Linked DNA regions of Mus musculus: region 1 is linked to region 2. A link is a contact called in ENCODE Hi-C or POLR2A ChIA-PET data. All regions are on one chromosome and are shown on one strand. Each heading gives the region's core, a stretch centred on a gene start or an enhancer-like site at or near the end of the contact. The rest is flanking DNA. Distances are from core to core; before and after follow the strand shown.

Evidence for each region. Hi-C counts contacts between places; a loop is a spot of excess contacts on that map. ChIA-PET counts read pairs that join two places held with the same protein, here RNA polymerase II (POLR2A).
Region 1: a loop to region 2 is called in a map of left cerebral cortex, with 3 times the contacts of the local background. The contact joins the promoter of Elavl3 here to the promoter of Prkcsh in region 2. A Hi-C loop is called at or near these places in 6 of 37 maps with a recorded cell type or tissue (adrenal gland, gastrocnemius, left cerebral cortex and 1 more). POLR2A ChIA-PET finds 5 or more read pairs at or near these places in 2 of 5 experiments (both embryonic stem cell).

Annotation. Positions count from the first base shown.
Region 1 is chr9:22,050,612-22,053,311 of GRCm38, reverse strand. It overlaps Elavl3 (ELAV like RNA binding protein 3), which reads left to right and starts at 1,289. Exons shown (of 7, transcript NM_010487.2): 1 at 1,289-1,722. The coding sequence starts at 1,714.
Region 2 is chr9:22,001,705-22,004,404 of GRCm38, reverse strand. Prkcsh (protein kinase C substrate 80K-H) reads right to left here and starts at 1,417. Exons shown (of 18, transcript NM_008925.2): 1 at 1,317-1,417; 2 at 868-1,006; 3 at 612-728. The coding sequence starts at 946. Ccdc151 (coiled-coil domain containing 151) reads left to right here and starts at 1,771. Exons shown (of 13, transcript NM_029939.3): 1 at 1,771-2,159. The coding sequence starts at 1,931.

The DNA of each region.
Region 1 (2,700 bases), core at 40-2,539, 49 kb before region 2:
AAGATTCTGACCCTTTTGCCTCAGCACCCCCAGTGTTGTGATTCCAGGCTTGTTTATGTGGTGCTAGGGATCGGATCTGGGGTTTCATGGGCTAGTAACTGAACCAATCCTCAACCCATTTTTTTTTAATTTATTACTATTAGTGTGTGTGCATGTGCGTGTGTGTGTGTGTGTGTGTGTGTGTGTGTGTGTGTGTGTGTGTACCATGTAGAGTTGATTCTCTCTTTCTTTCTTTACATGGGTTCAGGGGATCACACTTCAGGTCGCTACCTAGCATGGTGGCAAATATCTTTCATTCCAACACCTGGGAGAGGCAGATGGATACCTGAGCTGGAGGCCACTCTGACCTATCAAGGACGTTCCAGGACAGTCAGTGCTACACCGAGGAACCCTGTCTCAAAAAACAAACAAACAAACATCAGATTTCCAGGCCTGTATGGCAAGAACCTTTTCTTGCTGAGCTATCTTTCCAGCTTCCTGCAGCCTTCTGTTTTGTTTTATTTTATTTTATTTATTTTTGAGAACCGGTCTTATGTAACCCAGGCTGGCTTTGAACTCTTGATCACTCTGACTATCTTCTAAAGTTAGCCTTACATCGTGCTCACCTTACTTTTGTTTTATGTTTGGTTGGTTGGTTGGTTTGGTTTGGGTTTTTTTGTTGTTGTTGTTGTTTGTTTGTTTAGATTTTCTTTTCTTTGTTCTTTAATTAAAAAAAAAAAAACCCAGGGTCTCCTAAGCAGCACGCAACAGCCTGAAGTTTGCTATGTAGCCCAGATCAGCATAAAGTGCTGTGTAGCCCATGCTAGACTCAAACTACCTTCCTGGCTCACCACACCTAGTATTCTAATATCACCAGAGGCCATGTGGAAACAAAAACTGTTCACTTCGGATCTAGCAGAACGGGTCTGGGTCTGAGTGTTTGCCCTTTCCCAGCCCTCCCAGACATCACCCATGCACCCCTGGTTGTGTTTGGGTCACCAAAGGCTGTTTTTTACCCCTTCAGAGTTAGATGCTGGACTGAAGAGGGGAACCCAATTTGTCGGCAAAGCTAAAGTAATACTCGAGAGTGGTGTCAAGACTAGAGTCAGAGTCCGCAGGCAAGAAAGAGCCAAGATCTGATGCCTCATCCTATTCTCTTTTGGCACGCAGAGTCTAGGCCCGCACTCGCTTCCACCTGCCGCGCCGTCGGGAGCCGGGAGGAGGCGGAGACCCACCGTCTCAGCCAATGAGCGACGCCGGCGCTGGCAGCTGCCTCTATAAAGGGCTGGGGGCGGCGGCAGTGCGACCCAGAGCGCGGAGCGCGCAGCGCGGGCCGGTGGGAGGGAGGGAGGGCGGGCGAGAGGAGAGGACCCATCACCCGGCACGGGACAGGCCGAACTGAGGGCCCGCCGCAGAAGGCAGAGCTGCCGAGATCTCAGTCACAGAAAGAGCGACTTCTTCAGGCCCGGCGGGGCCGCGCTCCGGGCACCCTCCACTGCGTGCCCGCTCCCTCCATCCACCTGCCGCTGGGGGTCTGGCCGTCGAAGCGCGCATCCCCAGGCTCGGGTCAGTTCCCGGCCTTCGAAGGCGCCGCCGCCTCCATCTCCTCCTCTGCAGCGGCCGCAGACGCAGACGCCCGGGCGGGACCCCGGCGTGAGCACCAGGCGCCCCCCTAGGAGTGCACGACCCCCGGAGCCGCCCTCGATACGGACCGCGCCCGCCGGGCACACAAGAATGGTCACTGTAGGTACTCCCTTGTCGCCGCGAGACGAACACGGGAGGGAGGGGCGGAGGCTGGCTCCACGGAAACGCGGGGAGTGGGGGGGTAGGACCAGGCCTAGCTAGGCCTAGGGGAGGGGGGGGGGTAGTACCGCGCCTCGGGCCTGAGAGTGGCCAGAGCTGCATCCGGAGTTTTGGGGAGTGGAGCCTGGTTCGAGAGGCTTTGGAAAGCCAGGCTGTGTACAGGGTGCCCTCAGCCACCCGGTGGTCCTTGTGGCTCCTCACTGGAAGGCTGTGGGGGAGGGGCCGCGGCGGCGGAGGATGCTTCCAGCATCCCAGGCCCAGACCCGCAGGCCGCCCAGGAGGACAAGGGCCACGATCTCCCACTGTTGGTCCGGGTAATGCCACTCGGCCTTCTCTGAGAGCTTTTTGGGGGGGAGGGGAGATGGAGAGGCGGGTGGCGTCGGATCGCGCTGCTCTAAGCCCGAGCCGCACCCGAAAGGCGGGCATCTTCGTCCTCGAACCCCGTCGACCTTGCGGCAAGCGGGGAGGGGAAGAGGAGGGGGCGCCCTGAGGCCTCGCGGCGGCCGCCGTGATCCCTTTGTTTCTCCGCCGGGCCGTAGCCTCGCGCGGGGCCTTGGGGCTGCGGGGGGGGGGGTAGTGCGGGAGGGGGGCTCCCCGTTCCCCGGCCGCTGCCTCCGGGTGAGGGCGTCCGGGGCTGCAGCAGTACTCCATAGGGCCTGCTGCACGCGCCCTCCCCGGTCAGGGCTCCGGGCCGCAGGGTGACCTTGAACGCGCCCGCAAATCGGGCCGCCTGGCCGGCGCACGGTTGCTTTCAGCAGCCTCGGAGCTGGTCAGCTCCCGAACTCACGGCCCCGCCCGACATGCCACGCCCTGTCGTGCCACGCCCATCCAGGCCCCGCCCCTAGGCCCCCTGGACCTGGCCTCAAGCGAGCCCTAGGACCTCCACCCCGCAGCCCGGGCGTGTCCCGGGGCGGGGCT
Region 2 (2,700 bases), core at 168-2,667:
TGCACGTCTGTAATCCCAGCACTCTGGTGGTGATCACAGGATAACCCGTGGTCCAGGTCATTCTCAGCTACACTGTGTGCTCAAGGCCAGGCTGGGCCACCAGAGACTGTGTCTCCAGAACAAAAATAAACTAAAGCACAACCAAGAAGAAACTGTATCTTCAGGGGCCAGCAACACAATCCTCCAGTATTCCCCAGCTTCTCCGGAGGCCCTTCAAAAAGGCCAGGCAACTCCCCTCCACTCCTCTTTGCCTTCATCAATCCCTAGAAGGCCATTCAGTTTCCCTCCTCCTCCCACTTCTGAGAGGGTCTTCTGTTGGCTCTTCCTGACTCGAAACCTCACCTCCTCCTGAATGCCATTCATGGTTCCTGCAATGACATTTGCTGACTTGGTCATACACCTGGACATTTGTTCCTTTGATAGGGAATGGAAACCAGGACTGGCACCTACAAACACTGCCCCTCAGCTAATCCAAGCCAACAGGGATCTTGTTTCTGTGCCTGCTTCTGCTCACTGAGCAGGAAGCAACAGGAGAGTGAGATCCAAGTTCTTTGGGGCATCTGCGCTTAGCAGGCTCATTTAATGGGCGATGGGCAAATGCAAACGCTCACCAGGCTCATCTGAACCGTCCTTACAGTCGCAGTAGTCGTCGTTCACCTGATCGAATGGGATGGTGGCTGTGCCGTCCAAACAGGTGAAAGGTTTAGATTCTTCATAGAAGTGATGGTCTGGTGAGGGAAACAAGAAGCTCTGCTCAGATCTTAAATAAATATTACCTCTGTCCCACTCACTCACCAGCTGAAATGCTACGGGAAACGGAGGAAAAAGGCTGAAACGCCCCTCCCGATGCACAAAGAAGAGACTCACTGCTGAGGGAAACGCCCCGGGGTCTCTTAACTTCTACAGCCCAACAGAGGGGTAGTAGTAGTAGCAGCAGCAGCAGCATCCCGTCCGGGCCGAGACCGGAAGTGTGTTATGCGGCAGGAAGATACGCGATGGCCTCTCACTGTAGGAAAGAATGAAGAAGCATCTAATCATTGGGAGAAGGCAGCTTACCCAAGACCGGCCTCACCACTGCTTCCGGAAAAGGAGGGCACAATCGGAGTTGGAAGTGCAAGGGCAAGGGGCGTCTCTCCGCCCCGAGCCAGTGGAAGAGTCTCAAAGTGAACTCAAAACCATAGGTCTCTCGGTAAAGAGGTGAAATGGGCAACTCCCGCCAAAGGTTCAAAGGATTTACGATCCCTCCACACCACCCACCCTGCTGCAACCTATAAGAAACTAGGGTGCCTTCCTCCCATCGCTACTTCATCACCTACGCGAGGTAGAGGCAAAGGTCAATAGCCACCACACCAGGTTAGCTCAGCAGCCACGGTTCCTGCAGTAGAATAAGAGAACGGAACGCTCCGGATACGTCACTTCCGTTTTGCTCATCCCTCTTGGCGAACGGCAACTCCGGGACGCCATGTTAGGAGTGGCAAGAGTGCGTGTGCGGGCGCTGAGGCGGCCATCTTGAGTAGGAACATGAAGACCTAACCTTAGAACAGATCGGAAGTGTAGCGCTTAATGGCGGCGTAACGTGCCTCCATCTTGGGAGTGGCGGGTTACTGGCCACTGCCAGCGAACACGCAGGCGTCACGTGACCGCTACGCTCGCGCCTCTCTTTCGCTGGGCCTCTTTGTGGGACCGCCCCTCCGAACCGAGTCAGCCAATAAGAGCAGTGGAGTGTAACGCGGGCGGTTTCCTTGGGAACGTGGGCGGGGGGAGGAAGTTACTTAGCAACCGGGAGATGCTAAGAGGCCCGCAGCCAGGCAGTTAGCAGAAGTGCATTCCCAGAGCCTAGGGAACCAGCGTTTAGGATCCTGGATTATAGAGGCCAACTTGTAGTTATTCTCCTACCCCTTAGAGGCTTCCCGACCTTAACCCGATCACCATGACGTCCCCCCTGTGCTGGGCAGCCGCGACCACCACGGTGACTAGCCCGGAGCAAGCTCCAGCGCCCTCTTCCAAAGCCAAAGGCAGTAAGGTTCACCGAAGCAAGTCTATGGGCCGGGCACAGGCCTGGCCTGCACATCATCCCAAGTCAGCAACCTCCTTCCATGCAATGAAGTCTTCTGTGCACGCACAGGTGCTTGAGTTACAAAGAAAAATCCAACTGTTAGGTAAGTATGGCTGCAGACTGCACCGAAGGATCCGGGATCAACCGTGCCCACCAGGTCTTCTGAGTAGGCGCTATGTGTTTCTCCAGCACGAGTCTATGTGACCAACTTGAAACAAACACTCAAATCTTATCTTTCTTTCCCATTTCTTTGTACTATTACCTCTTCTAATGTGCATATGGGTGAGTGAAAAGCACAGATTCTAGAGTTTGTTTTTCTTTATTTATTGTTCTGTTTTGCGTTTCTGTGGGCAGAGTGCAGTACTCTCAGATGCCAGGAGAAGGCATTGGATCCCTTGGAGCTAGAGTTACAGGTGTTTATGAGCTGACCAATGTGGGTGCTTGAGACTAACAACCTTCCTCGCTCTGCAGGAGCAGCAAATGTCCTTAACCACTGAGCCATTATCCCTCCCACCCAAATTTTATTTATTTATTAAATTATTTTTGAGAGTTAGCCTCATGTGGCCCAGGCTAGCTTGAACTCAAAGGAGACCTAGCTCCACCTTTTTGGGTGATTGGCATGTGCCACCATGCGGGCATCATGC